Regions from separate parts of the Mus musculus genome. Here all the other regions are linked to region 3. A link is a loop called in an ENCODE intact Hi-C map of the cell type or tissue named here. Cell type or tissue: heart. All regions are shown on one strand.

Region 1 (5,000 bases), 280 kb before region 3:
CACGCTGCCATCATATCCTATGTTTTATGTCGGCCTCTGTTCAACACCAGCAGCAGCTTCCTCTCGCCAGGGCTAGCCAGGCATGTTCCAGAGGCTTGCTGGGACCGGGAGAGGTGGGTGACATACCTTGGTTGGAGTAGAACCTTAGGCAGTTAATTGACTCTCGTCCTCTGGGCCTCAGAGACCACCCCTATGAATGGTTATAGTAAAACCCAGCTCAGGGACTACTGAGAGCTTTAAAGATATGGGAAGAGTCTGGCACAGAGCTCGGCCCCAACATGCTTGCTCAGAACTGCAGCTGCCTCCAGGCTTCTAGCTTCAAATCCCTGCTTCCTATCTTTCCCCAGTCTCCTTCATCCATCCAAACCTGCTGGAGCTCTGCCTCTTACAGGAAGCCCTCCTGATCTGCTCAGGTCCTGGCACTCTTCGCCAATCCACAGTCTCTTTTACCATCTACCCATCTCTTTACTCTCAGCATGCATACACTGGTGGCTTCTTGGGCCAGACTCTCTGTAAGGTGCCATGGGGACAGAAGAGTCCTAACACTGACACCGTCGTTCAAAAGTAAAGGAGGGAGGGAGGGAGCAGGAGGTAGGGCACACATGATTGACTCATGATGCATGCCTTAGGGCCAGGAAAAAAAAAGGTGGGTAGGTGGGAGTCCTGAGCTAGCTAACAAGTGTTAGGGAAGGCTTCTTGGAGGAGGCACTGGGACCCTGTGCCCTGAGGAGAGTGACTACATCTCTGGGAAGGAGTGGAAGGAAGGTGGACACAGCAGACAAGAAGCAGAGCAAGCCCAAGAGCAGGGCACACTTGAGAGAAAGTTGTATTCTGGTGGGAACTGAGATGTAGGGGACTGGAAAATGGAGGGGATGAGACTCAGGTCTACTTCTGTGTCTTGTGTTCCTGCCCCATAATGGTCAAGGAGAGCCAAAGAAGATGCCAGTGTACAGGAATCCCAAGAGCCGGGGGCTCCCAGATCAGGACTCCCAAGTGCATCTAGATCTGGCCATGGCTGCTGCCCCTCTCCTCAGATCTTGCTGCCAATCAACACCCCAAACAGCCTCATCTCTGGTCACAGACATGTCTTCCTCACAGTGACTACCTCTCCCACAAGAGGTCCCCTCATGCCTTTTCACCCCCAAGTGCATAGGCTAGCCCCATTTCCCAACAAGATGGACAGAGGAGGAGCTGGATCTAGAAGCTACAATCCAGTAAAGCCCCCATCCAAGTCTTCTCCCAAGATGGCTCTCCCCTTTCCACTGCCTGCCACTGAGGTCTCTCTAGGGGTGCCCCACTCCTTAAGTGCATCTGAGCCCAGAAAGCCAGGGAAGTGAGAGATAAGTTGCCCGAGTGGGTAGAAATAGACCCCCCCCCCAGACCTCAACACCATTCCCACAAGTCCCAGCAGGGAGCCTAAAGCACCTCCCCCACCCCATGCTGTACCAGGGAAGGGGCTGACAACTGCCCCATGAAGAACTCATCTCCGGTGGTCTGCCATGCTTTTCACCCCGACTAGGCTCCAGGATGAACTCTCAACACTATAGAAAGAATTGCATGGGGTTGGGGGGGGGGGAGGCTTGATCTGTTAGCACTCTTCACCATGGGGCCAGTGTCAGGAAGGCCAGGGAAGATTTGAGAGGGAAAGCAGACAGGAGCCCCGGGTCATGACTCCAGCTCTTTAAAGCAAGTACCCTGGTGGAGAGGGTAAAACAAGTCACACAAAACAAAGGGGGCTCCCTACTGTCCGTGGTCTGGAAATGAGTTATGCTATTATACGCTCAATGACAGGCCAGGGATAATCCTCTGGGATGCCTCAAAAAGGTATCCCCTGTCACCCTACCAGACCTCCAATCCCGCGCATCCTTCCTAGGGGACATGAATGAATACAGCTGCTGCCAGCATGCCCCCGCCTGTCAACTGACCTGCCCCACGCCCTGGGCGCGCACTCCATGACCCCTAGGGGTGTTCCAGAGCCCCCCTCCCTGTAGCCTGCCCGGAGCCCGGATGCCCCACCTTCCAGCCGGCCGAGCTGTTGCTGTCGCCTTTATCCTTGAAGTAGGGCACGTAGCGGACCATCCAGTCGTAGATCTGCGAGAGCGTGAGTCTCTTGTCCGGGGCGCTCTCGATGGCTTTGGTGATGAGGTCGGCGTAGGAAAGGTTCCCCCACGCGTTCCGTCGGGAGCTCTTCGCTTTCCGCAAGGGTCCGACCTCTGCGCCCAGCGGAGGCGCTGGGGCCATCGCTGGGGCCGTCGCCCTGCGTTCCGGCCCGCAGTCCTCGGAACCCTCGGCTACTCCTGCACCCAGCGCCCCGTCCTCGTCGCCGGCCAAGTCCGGCTGCGGCAGAGGCCAGGTACACGAGCGCGGCCGGCTCTGCGGCGCGAAGTCCGGGTCCACGTCCACCTGATGCGCTCGCAGCTTCGCAGCCATGGTCCCGCCCGGCTCGGGCGAGGCAGGGAGGGAGGCTCCGCGGAGGGTGGGCGCGCGGCTCTGGGATCTGCGCGCCCCGGGGAGGCCCGCGGGAGGGGTCCCTGGCGGCGCCGGCTCAACCGCGGGGCGCCATGGGCCGGGGAGCGGAGGCAGGAGGCTGGACAAACTGGCGAGCACGGAGGGAGGCAAAGACCCAGGCAGTGAGGGGGCGGCGGCCCGGGAGCCCAGCGGGCACACACCTCGCCCAGCCCAGCTTCTAGCACCTGCCGCCTGTCTGTGCCCGCAGCCACCACCGCCACCGCCGCTGCCGCCGCTCCGCGGGCGCCGGTCCCGCGCGCGGGCCCCGCTCTCCCGGGACGAGGCTGGCTTGCACCATGCCGGAGCCCGAGCCCGTGCCAGAGCCCGCGCCGCCGCCGCCCCGTGAATGCCGCCGCCGCTCCGGCTCCAGCGCCAGCTCCCGCGCCTGCCGCGCTCAGCGCCGGCTGCACCTCGGGATGGGCGGGGGACGGGGACGGGGCGGACCCGGAGCAAAAGGAGGCGGGGCGTGCTCGCCCAGGGCCGCGGAATCCTTGCTTACTGGGTGCCCCGCCTGCTGACTGTGGGGGGCGTGGAGCTCCCGCTAAGGGCGACCCCGCCGAAGCCCCGCACGCCACAGCGCCCCCTAGGGAGCAGGCGAGAAACGTCTGGCGCGGCCCCGCCCCCTGCCGGGCTCGGGGAGGGCAACGTAGGGGCGGATCCCGAGTGCTTCCATTGGTGCACAGCGGGGCTGCCCCGCCCACAACCTTCAAAGGATTCCTCCCAGGAGCGCGTCAGCAGGTTATTGTTACAACCCGGGGTTTCCCGGGGCAACAGAAATGGGGCGGGGCTCGGAACACTGGTCCCTCCCCGCTTCTACCATCCCCAGAAATGCCCCGCCCTCCTCTTCTGGACCCTTGACGTTTCCAAGTCTTCCTTCCAACAGCCAGACTAAGGGTTGATCTAACTCTCGTCTCTTTGTGCCATGGACCAGTCTAGGGAAAAGAAATGGTTTGATAATTCCTGGATTGTAGGCCAGGCGTTATACCACAACCCTACCTGTTCTCTGTGCAAATGGGGCTTCCTGGGCTTTTACTGTGCTTGCAAGCACAATTTTAGAGCATTGGTTCTCAAAGTTCAGTGTGTGGTAGGTTTTATCCTACAGAGGATTAAAACAGATGCCTGAACCCCGACCGTCGAGTGTCTGGCGGCAGGTCTGTGCTGGGGCCGAGACTTCACATTTCTAGCAAGCTGACAGGCACTAGGGACCTCACTTTAGGTACCACTGTCTTCCAGGCTGTGGAAGGTTCCCAAAGGGGCTGTTGAAACAAGTGCTCACCCCCAAAGTTAAGAACGGTTGGGGAGGAACTCACTCGTTTAATGGGTATATATTGAACATTTTCATTGTTCCTGTCTTCTTTCAGGGCTCTATGGTAAGAGCAGCAAATGGAGACAAATGAGGTCCCTACTGTATAGACTAGTAGAGGACTCAGATGTTAATCCCATCGTCACGTGACCTCAAAGGGAGCAGCTCCTAAGAGGTTATGCAGTCCATTACCTCATCCCAAAGGGTCCGGGAGGCTAAGTCTCCAGTCACCACTCCATCTGCCAGCCTATGCTCAGGCTATGCCGTATGCCTACAAACATTCCCAGCTGTGAGGCCTCCACCAAAACTCAGCTTAAACATCAGTCTAACCCTGGCACTTCTTCTAACTCAAACCCCCTCACATGCCTGACTATTCCCTGCTTGCCCAGATGCTTGCTGCCCTGCCAGCAAACCTTCATGTCCCTTTGGCACAGTCTCCTGTTTTGCTGATCAGGAAACTGAGGTCCAGAGTGGGGGAAGCAACCTACCAAAATTAACATGTCCAACACTAGAGTTTCCAAGTCTTAACCTCCTCCTGGCCAGTACCTGCTTCCTAAAGGGACTAGGGAGGTGGAGTTCTCTGGGCAGTAGAAGAGCTGTATTCTCACTAAGGGAAACAGCCTCCTCTTTAAAAACTTCCTTTCCTCAGATTGAAGCCCAGGGAGAGGATAGAAGTAAGTGAAAGCAGGTAGGGCTTTGATTGACAGGCTGGAGCTCTCCCAGGGGATGGGGGATGGAGCAAGCCCATTTTGCAGATGATTAACATCAGCCTGAGTCACGTCCCAAAGGCAGGGGTGGGTATGGGAACTATGTGCTACCCCCTTACATATACACATGCTCCAGGTGGTTCTGTTTAGAACCATCCAGGGCTGAAATCACTGCTGGCCCCTTCCCACAGTTCATAGATGCCCTTCTTGCCTGGGGAGTCAACACTGGCTCTACTTCTTGAGTTCCTTGGAGGCTAGCTTCTTGCCATCCTTGAGATCAGGCCTGGCTCTTAGTGTGACATGAGAGCTTGCTGGGGACCACACCATGGCTGGATGAAACTTAGCTGGGGGTTCTGGCACAGGCTGTCACTGCAGGGTTGGGAAGCCAGGTTGGCAGAAATGCCCAGAGGCTGACTCAGGATCTGCTCTGCCCCTGCCTGCCTAGTGGCCACAGCTGCTGTCTGTCCTGTCCTCTGGGGCCT
Region 2 (5,000 bases), 260 kb after region 3:
TCTACCGCCCTCCCCTGCCCGCACCTCTCTCTCGCACACACACAAAACCTAAATAAATAATAAATAAGGGCTCCAGCTGGTCTTGGTAACACCTTTAATCTCACCATTCCTGAGGAAGGAGGTGGATCTCTATGAATTCCAGACCAGCCTGGCCTTATATAGTGAGACCACCATCTCAAAAAGGAAAATAAAATAAGCTCCAGGTTGGCATGGTAGCTCACCTGGTAAGAGCTCTTGCCACAAAGCCTGAGGACTGGAATTCCTCCCATGGATTTCACATGATGGAAGGAGGGAATGAACATACCTACAAGCTGTCCTCTGACCTCCAGAATACTATGGCTCACACACTCACATGTACATAATAAATTAAAATGTAATAAAAATTTCAAAATAAAAAAGAATTAAGAGCTCCAAGATCCCAGAGTGGTGGGACTCTCTGGGAAATCTCATCAGTTAGGATGTGGATCTAGAAGAATCTGGAGTGAAAGGTCATTACCAGCTACATACAGAGCAAGCAAGAGTAGCCTGGACTACAGGAGAACTTGCCTCAAAAGAAAAAAGGTAAAGAAAGAGTAAAGAGGGAAGAGGAAGACAGAGAAGAGGAGGAGAAGGAAGGATATGAAGTGGGAACTCTAAAAGCAGTGTAAGGATGGAGAATCCCATCTGTGTCTGGATCTGGGCTGTCACTTACTAGCTGTGAACTTAACCAAATTCCTCGTGGTTTTGTCTTCCTTTTAGAGTCTCACATCTTACAGGCTGACCTCAAATTCCTGGGCTCAAGCAACCCTCTCACCCTAATCTGCACGGCTGCTCCCACAACAAGGACAGTACACCTGACTCCAGCAACTTACAAACTCTTGCTTGTTCCCTCACAGAATGAGGATGGCACTGCCAATATCTGTGTGACTGTAAAATATACTCATACACCCAGGTAAGCACGCGAAACAAGGTCTATTACTCCTGAGTTTGTCTCACCTGCCCTCTGAACTGAAAGTTAAGAGAGATCAATTTTAAGGGGGAAGTGGGGTAACTCAGTTGGTAGAATGTTTGTCTAGCAAGCACAAAGCTCTGATCCTATATTCTTCTTAGACCAGTGAAAATTTCATATATAACATCTCAAAACTAGCATGATCCCAAATCCTGTAACCCCCAACTTCCCAATTATGCAAATACATTCTACAGCTGACTTTCTGATTCTACTTAATGTAATGTTAAAATGGCATTCAGCCTCTAAAAGTTGATACACCTGTCCAGTGGGATCCGGCTGTTTACCTGTTTCCCACTCTCCATTTCAGAACCCAGAATGGAGTCTGGAGTTCTACACTAATCCTCCGGGTTTCAAAACCCAAATTCTTACAGCAGGCTCCCTAATCCGATTCTGTCCTTCTGGTCCTCACTCCCACTACTTCCATACCATGCACTCAGACTTCTACTCAGGGTCATTCCCAAGCTGGATCAATTTCCAAGTCTAGCACCCCTAGGTCTCGAAGACACTTCTGTTCCGTGTTTACAAAGCAGGGGCTTGCACACCCCATCTTGTAGTTGACCGTGCCTCTGGTATTAGTAGTGACCCCTCCCCGTTGCAGGCCACACGCCAGGCTACCACTCTCTTTCTCCTCTGGGCCTCCGGCTCCGTCCCGGAGACTCCCCGCCACGCTGGCATTAGAGGGACCGTCGCCCTGCCGCCAGAGCCTGAGCAGCTAGCATCCCGACAGCCGCCAATTCCTTCATCACCCCCCAGGCCGGAGCCGGCGTGACCAATAAGGTGCCAGGTCCGCGGCCTCCCCGCCGCCGACCAATCACGAGCGAGCCCCCCCGCCGTCGCCTTCCGCCAATGGGAGAAAGCCCGCGGGCCCAGGCGCACGGACCCCGCGAGCGCAGCCGCGACGACAGCGGCGGGCCCGGCGAACACATAACATGGCGGCGGCAGAGCCGACCGAAGTGCAGCGGCGGCCGCAGAGGGAAGGGAGCTCTCCGCCATTGGCGGGAAGCACCGCCCTCACTGCCGGCCGCCCCCTCTCTCTCTCCCCTCCTCACCCAAGCTTTCATACACTCACAGGCCTCTACTCCGGCGTCCAGCGAAGAAAGCAGCCGCCCCCGCGCTGCTGCGCCGTCGGGCAATGCAGAGGCCCGGGCGCGGCGGAGGGGAGGGGGAAGCGTGCGTCACGAAAAACCGGAGCGCGTGCGGAGCGGGGGCGCAAACAAGATGGCGGCCGCGCCGTTTGTACCGTCTCCCCTGCCCCTCCCCCCACTCCGCGCCTCGACTCCCAGCAACGCGTAGTGCGCAGCGGCTGAGGTGCCTGAAGTCTCGCGAGAATTGTCTTGCCTGGCCAAGCGGGATAGTGAGAGCGGAGACTTTTGGGGCCCCGCCCCTTCCCAGGGGCGCGGGAGGCGTTTCTCGGTGACCTCCGAGGACGTTCTATATCCTTGAAGCTCTCAGCTAGGATGCGCTCGCTTCTGGGTTTTAGGAAATAGTTTTCCGTGTTTTGTTCTTCAAGGAAATGAATGGTAGGGAGAGAAGAACTTCGCGGGCATGGAAAATTTAAAAAGCCGCCTGGGGCTCAGCAAACCGGACGACCTGAATTCGATTCTTGGAACCCAGGATGGACCAGAAGAACAGAGTCCTGAAAGCTGAACTCTGATCATTAATGTGCGACGCGCGCGCGCACACACACACACACACACACACACACACACACACACACACACACACCAGTAAGTGAAGAAATAAAATTTCCAAACAACCAAAAAGGTGACATTTTAAAACGTTAAAATTGGCATAAAAAGGGCTGGAGAGATGGCTCAGTGGTTAAGAGCACTGACTGCTCTTCTGAAGGTCCTGAGTTCAAATCCCAGCAACCACATGGTGGCTTACAACCATCCGTAATGACATCTGATGCCCTCTGGTGTGTCAGAAGACAGCTACAGTGTACTTACATAAAATAATAAATATTTTTTTTAAAAATTGGCATAAAAAATTAAAGAGTTGGGAGGTGGCTCAGTAAAGTGCTTCCTACAAGCATTAAGACCTGCATTAGCCCCCCCAACACTCCATAAGCCACTAGCACAGTAGTCTCCCATACCTGAAAGGCTTGAAAAGAAACCTGCCAGCCTAGCTAAATAAGCAAGCTCCTGGTTCAGTGGGAGGCCCAGTCTATACAAATAGGTTGGGGCCAGCGCGGTAGAACTGAAATTCCAGCACCTGGGAAGACGGAAGCAAGAGGGTCTGTGAGTTCAACGCCAGCCTTGTCGAGTTCCAGGACTTCCAGAATTACGCAGGGAAATCCTGTGTCAAAAAATAGGGTGAAGTTTCCACTGAAGACATCTAGATGTTGCCTTCTATGGGCGAATGCATTCCATGCAAATACATTAACACAATATGTATGGCTTGGTGTGGTAATACATGCCTCTAATCTTGGCACTTTAGGCTGAATATGGAAGCCAACCATTTTGGGGAGGTGGGGGTGGGGATGGGGAAGTGTAGTATTTCACAAGGCCTGTCTATAACTGGTTGTCCGGTGCTCATTATGTAGTCCACACTGACCTTAAACTCAGCTAAATCTTCCTTACTTAGCCTCGGGGTCCTGGGATTACAGACATAAACTACCATGCCCAGCACACACACACACACACACACACACACACACACACACACACGAAAAGAAAAGAAAAAAGAAAAGAAAAGAAAAGAAAAGAAAAGAAAAGAAAAGAAAAGAGAAAAGACAGGAGGCAGAGGCAAGCGGATTTCTGAGTTCGAGGCCAGCCTGGTCTACAAAGTGATTTCCAGGACAGCCAGGGCTACACAGAGAAACCGAAACTCTGTCTCGAAAAGCCCAAAAAAAAAAAAAAAAAAAAAAAGAATTTTGTTTTTACTGGATACCCCAAATAAGAAATTGTATTTTGACTGAGATGTGGGTGTAGATGAGGGTGAAGTGAATAATTAAAATGCCTATGGCCCTGGGAAAGACCTCCTGCTCCAGAAAGAAAGAGAGGCAGGCCTGAGGATGCAGTTCAGTTGGTAGTGAGTTTGCCTGGTATGGAAGCCCTGGTTCAGTCTCCACCATGGCATAAAACCTGGTGTGGTGGAACATGCAGTTAATCCCAAGACTCAGGAGATGACTAGAAAGATTAGAAATTCAAAATAGCTGGGTGGCAGTGGTGGTACGTCTTTATTCCCAGCACTCAGTGACAGAGGCAGGTAGATTTCTGAGTTCAAGGCCAGCCTGGTCTACAGAGTGAGTTCCAGAAGAGTCGGAATCTCTGCATAGTGAATTTCAGGACAGGGCAGAGAGAAACTCTTGTCTCAGGGTGAGGAAAAGTTCAAAAGCAAATTAACTAAATGGTTTAGCCAGTAAAGACACTTGCCTCCAAACCAGATAACTTGAAATCAGTGACTGAGACTCAAGGGGTATCAAGATAATCCTCTGCTAACTAACAGTTAAGGGGCGGGAAGGAAACTTAGGTAAACAAAGAAAAACTTGAGAAGTCTACAAATATTTGTTTGAAAATTATGTTTTTTGAAAAATGAAAAATTGGGGACTTGGAGAGATGGCTCAGTGGTTAAGAGCACTGACTGCTCTTCTAGAGGACCTGAGTTCAATTCCCAGCAACCACATGGTGGCTCACAACCATCTGTAATGAGATCTAATGCCCTCTTCTGGTGTGTCTGAAGACAGCAACAGTGTACTAATATACATAAATAAATAATTTTTTTTTTTTTTTGGTTTTTCAAGACAGGGTTTCTCTGTGTAGCCCTGGCTGTCCTGGAACTCACTCTGTAGACCAGGCTGGCCTCGAACTCAGAAATCCGCCTGCCTCTGCCTCCCAAGTGCTGGGACTAAAGGCGTGCGCCACCACGCCTGGCTAAATCTTTTTTTTTTTTTTTTAAATCTGTGTTCTGCTACACAGAAACTTAAAAAAATGTAAAAATTGCATAGAAACAGCCCAAATTACTAGAGATTATACTGTAATTAAGTATGGACAGTTTACAGGGGCTGTAC
Region 3 (5,000 bases):
CATCTGTACTTTAAGTTGCTTCTTGGCAGCAATCTCTCACAGGTATGCCCTACAGAAATGATACAGGCTGCAGGAAATGGAACTTGTGAAATAACCCAGTCAGAAGCACACACTGAATAGGGAAGATAACATTAAACTCATAAACCCATAGGGTAATAATGTAGTGGCAGGGAGTAAAAGAAACATGTGAGACAAGTAGAGTGGATACAAGACCAGCAGAGTTAAATGTCAAGTGAAAACAGCATCAATACGCAATGACATAGTGACATGTCAAAAGATTTATCACCAGTCCCCAGCTTCAGAGGCCACCAATTGGTCAGCAAAGCCAAATGTGACCAAAAAGAGAAAATGCCGCCACCAAGCATCAAGAAATGCTTGCTTTAGCACAGAGAAGACACTTCCCCCCTCTAAAAACCCTGTGTGAAGCCAAATTAAAACAAAAATAAGCTAAGGAACAAAGAAAGGGGAATTCTGCAGGACGCATTTCCCAGCTCCACTCCTCCCAGGAACGAGAATGAACAAACTTGGCAAGGAAAGCATAATGCTTGAAATACCTTTCCCCTTACACAGTAAGGAATGTTATCCTGCTCTTTCTACCCTCTGCGCAGTCGTTTCAAAAGTGTACTTCTACAAAATACAACTGGGTTTCCCAGAAAGGTTTTGACAGGATAAGGTACTCCATGCCTGTAAAGAAAGGGGCACTTGGAAAGAGAAAGGAGGGTTGCCCCAAGTTCAAAGACACCTGATCTACATACATATGGAATTCCTATCTCAAAAGAGGGGAAGGTGACTTTATGGGCAGAAAAAAAAAAAAAATCAAAAGAAATGATGACTAGTCTTTAACCCAAGACCTTCAGGAGTGTTTAGTATGCTTATGCAGACTGTGAACCCCAAAAGGGTAGACAATATCCTTGAGAGAAAAACTGTATCACCTCATAATTATATGGTTCCTTCTTATTAATGCATTTATCAAACTTGGCTATATTTTAGTATTTTAGATAAGTCCAAACCTGGCATCCTGGCATTTCTTACTAAGACTACAGCCTAGACTCACTGAGTCAATTTCTGATGTTCCTACAGATTCCTCAGTTCAGAACAGGTTGTCACGGGATCACCTCATCTTGTCCCAACTTTATTCAGATCTCTCTGTGTGTATGTGCGTGTGTGTTTCTGAGAGAGAGAGAGATTGAGACTCAGACAGACAGACAGACAGACAGACAGACACTAAGATTCTGGCAGTCTCCCAGAGTGACTGGCAAAAAAATATTCCAAAAGCCACAAAGAGCCAGTTGGAGAGGACCCATTCCCTAACGTTTACAAACTACCTATTATGGGAGAGCTACTCACATGCTGGGGGTACCACAAACTTAAGTCAAATGTGGGTCCAACTTAAGTATCTCCGGGAGAGATGACCTGGACTGAGGGAGGATCCAGGAGCTCCTTTTGAAAACCTGCCTTGTAATGGGCCCGTAAGGCTGACTGACTGAAATGAGCTAGGAATCAGGCAAAGCATGAACAAGCAGGTGAGCCCACAGGATGCACCAAGAAAAAAAGATTAGGGCAAAGGGATGGCCAGGGGCCAGTCCATGGGCAAAGTTGAATGTCCACGCTGCACTTTTTTTTCTGAAGATGACAAGACACAAAAGGTTTTTCAAGTACAGGAGCTATAATATAGAGCAAGGGGCACCAGATAAATTCACGAATGAAAAATGTGAAAGCTTTTGTTAAAAAAAAAAAAAAATGAAGTTGGTGAAAATCAGGCTCAGGATCCACCGCAGATGTGCTGAAATCTAAATCTAGCCCCGAAGTGCCTGATGCCCGGGTTCGCACCGCCGTAAAAAGTGGGACGAGAACCACAGCAGCACCCACCCGCGTCACCCGGCTGCTGAGGATTTAAAATAATGAGTGTGGACGTAAGGCAGCCACGCTGACGTAGTGGCCTCAAGAACGCCAGCATCTTCGCGCTGGGCTGGAAAGAGAGACAGCAGCTGGGTAGCCTGGGCCGTGAGGCCCAGCGAACCTACAAGCCCCTTCCTCCCGCGCGCCGGGCAGCGCCGGGAGGAGCTCAAGGCCGCCAGTCGGGCCCCATCACAGGCTGGGGCTCTGGGAGACCCCTCCGCGGCGGCACACCGCGCTCTCTACCTCACCAAGCCCGGCTGCCCGCGTCGCCGGACTCGGCCCCTTTCCTTAGCCGGGCCACGCGGCCCGCGCGCGGGAGCCGGCAGCTCGCGTTCCGGGACTGCCCGCCCCACTCCCGTTAGAGATGCAGCCCATTGGGCAGAACGCCGGGCCAGCTCTCCCCTGATTGGTGAGAAGAGACGTTTATCGCCCCGGCGGCGTGGCCGTCCGCGCCGGGCTCTGTCGGCGCCACAGGCTCTTGCACCCGGGAGCCGTTCCACCGGGATCCCTGAAGTCTGCCTACCTGAGGCCGGCTTCGGAGTCTCGTGTCAGCCACAGCAAGGCCGGCGCGCGCGTGGTGAGCCTCGGGCAGCCAGTGCTCGGCCGGGCCGCATGCGCCAGCCGTCTTTCTGAGAGGCGGGCTCTAGGCGGTGCGCACGCAGAGGGCGGGGAGAGGCGGGCCCAGGGGAGGGTGGGGCTAGGGCGCGCATGCGCGGGACGTCTCGCCGCAGCTTGTTGAGTGGCTACTGCGGGTGGGTCTCGGGAGTTGTGGGTTCTGTGGGCTTCCTCGCCCGAGGTCTAGAGGATGCTGGTGACTCGCATCTAACCGGAACCCTGAGGGCCTTTGCCTGGTCCCGCAATAGCCGGTGGACACTCTCACCTCCCATCCGCCTTCCCTCAGGCTGCGGGCCAAATCATCTCGTGCTCTCGCCCCGCACCGCCGCCTTCTCCCGGTGCCTGCTTGTCTCCCTCTTAGGCCGGGCCGCTTGGCTTCACGTCCTAGCCAGCTGCCTTTCCACACAACGCACCCTGACGGTGCCTGCATTAGAACAACTGTCGCGAGCCTACTTCCATCCGGCACTAAATGTAGAGAGGCAAACGAGCCCACTTCTAACAAGTCATGGGGATTTTCACAGACGATTGGGACTTGGGGAGTTAGTGTACAGCGGGTTCTGAACACGTAGCAGAAACGTTTACTGGCAAGGAAGGGAGGGAGGAATAGAAAATGAGGCAGAAGAAAAAGTCTGTGTGCACATTCCAGGCGAGGTCCAGAAGAGCCTTGCAGAGTGAACAGTGCAGGCTGGAGAGGTTGGAAGGGCAGCTCTATGCAGAGCGTTGTAGGCAAAAGATTTACAGCACCCAAGGTGATGATTTTGTCTTTTGAATACTACATAAACCCATGTGAGTTTTTAATACCCTCCACCCTGCAAAAACTACACAAAGGTTTCCTTAGGAAGTACCTTGTACCTTGAACTCCATCCAGGAGGCTTGTTTCCTTCCATTAGGAGTAATTTATTGCTTTTTTTTTTCTTCTGTCTTTGCTGAAAGAGTTAAAGAAAAGGTATGCCTCCCATGACCATACTGGTTTTTTTCAGGAAAATGACTCAAACAAGTAGAATTCCAAGAAACCACTTAGGAGAATTCTACAGGGGCTTCTCTCGGAGACTTCCGGATTCTTTCAGATCCCAACCAACAGCATGCTCTGAGTCTGCCCAAATACCCAAACTGCTCTGCTCCAAGAAGCTTCCATAAGAGGTACAAAACTGAACTCCTCCCCCAGTCGCTCTTCTGGGGGACCCCTTCACTCCCCTCCACTCTCCCATATTCTCTTTGATGGTCTTGCTTTCCATTTCACCAAGAAAATGCAAGCCAACAAGAGAACTTCTGTCTACCAGCCTGCTTTCATGTGTGCGAGCAGCATGGTCTTTCATCTTGGTACTTCAGACAAGTGGCTGCAGTGGAGAGGGCAGCCCCCCTCTTCTCACTGCTTCAGGTGCCATACAACTCACCGATGCCTGGGATGTCTCCCCTCCACATCACCAGTTTTCTCCTTCTACTACCCCAGTGCAGAGTGTTACATGGTTCTCCCATGTTTGCCCAGGGCCCTTGTTTGTCTACAGCCATCTCTGCTTCACCTCCCAGTCTGTCACTTTTCAGCAAAACTCGAGGAAAATGTTGGCACTGACTATCTCTGGGTTTTGTTTTCCACCCTTTTCCTTGTACGAGTTCTAGTCAGCCATTGTTCATGTTCCTGTTAACTAAATATTTTTATGTGTTTTGGTCATGAGCCAATGTCGTTAAAGCCTGAACTATGTCCAGCCCAGTTTATGTTCTGTAATTCCACCAAAAATGTTTTGATCAAAAATCAAGTTCATGTTCCCAAACCTTATCTCTGAACATAGGGTACAGATTCTAATTCCATACCTGTTCTCAGACCCTAAAGGAAGACAATATGTGCATGATGTGAATGCATTTATGCATACTTAAACTACTTGTTTTCCTAACCTTAGACTCAGTCTTCCTGTAAGCTTCTATGTGCAGCCATAGTCCCAAAACACAGCCCCCTGAACTGACATCCTCTGTGGCATCTTATGTCCCCGCTGGTCATTCCCTCCCTAAAATGGTCTTCTCCTGGCTTCTTGGAAACCATATTCATTTTTTTCCCTGAGTTATAGGCCTCCTGCATCTGCCTAGATCCTCTTCTTGACCTGTAAATAGTGTTCTGCCTTGGGCCTTATTTTAAAAGTCTCCACTTAAATCATCTTCTAAATAATCATGTTCAAAATGACAACTCTGGAATTGATATCCCTAGCCTGGACTTGTTCTGAACTTCATGAGTAATTCCCCTCCTAGCACAGTACTTAGTCAGCTAGGCATCTTGTCCTCCATCTCCACCTGCCTCTCTGGGATGCCTTTCATCATCAACTGCTCCTCAGAGAATGGGGTCAAGGCAAACTTTCTAAAAAGGGCAGGTCACCCATACTCGATGCTACACAAGCAACTGAGCTCTGTCTTCATAGCACAGAAGTTGAAACAGTTAATACATCATGAAGTAAGTATGGTTTTTCCGAAGAAAACTGTGTTTCGCTGGGAGATGGTGG

Evidence for each region. Hi-C counts contacts between places; a loop is a spot of excess contacts. Peaks named below come from ENCODE experiments on the same cell type or tissue, not always from the same donor. Only the 100,000 strongest peaks of a DNase experiment are listed, where the experiment ranks them.
Region 1: it touches region 3 in a loop (2.1-fold over the local background); 1 of 42 quality-filtered maps calls a loop at or near these places.
Region 2: a loop joins it to region 3, with 7 times the contacts of the local background. A loop is called at or near these places in 1 of 42 quality-filtered maps.

Annotation. Positions count from the first base shown.
Region 1 is chr4:120,284,823-120,289,822 of GRCm38, forward strand. It overlaps Foxo6 (forkhead box O6), which reads right to left and starts at 2,439. Exons shown (of 2, transcript NM_194060.1): 1 at 2,017-2,439. The coding sequence starts at 2,430. In heart, a CTCF peak has its summit at 3,092 (motif pointing left); DNase peaks (open chromatin) are centred at 1,953, 3,139 and 4,979; H3K4me3 peaks cover 2,589 bases; H3K27ac peaks cover 1,552 bases; H3K27me3 peaks cover 3,082 bases.
Region 2 is chr4:120,823,473-120,828,472 of GRCm38, forward strand. It overlaps Nfyc (nuclear transcription factor-Y gamma), which reads right to left and starts at 2,269. Exons shown (of 10, transcript NM_008692.4): 1 at 2,058-2,269. In heart, no CTCF peak of the experiment used is centred here; DNase peaks (open chromatin) are centred at 1,779 and 2,299; H3K4me3 peaks cover 2,296 bases; H3K27ac peaks cover 2,715 bases.
Region 3 is chr4:120,567,729-120,572,728 of GRCm38, forward strand. It overlaps Ctps (cytidine 5'-triphosphate synthase), which reads right to left and starts at 2,548. Exons shown (of 19, transcript NM_016748.2): 1 at 2,423-2,548. In heart, no CTCF peak of the experiment used is centred here; DNase peaks (open chromatin) are centred at 2,313 and 2,563; H3K4me3 peaks cover 3,812 bases; H3K27ac peaks cover 3,414 bases.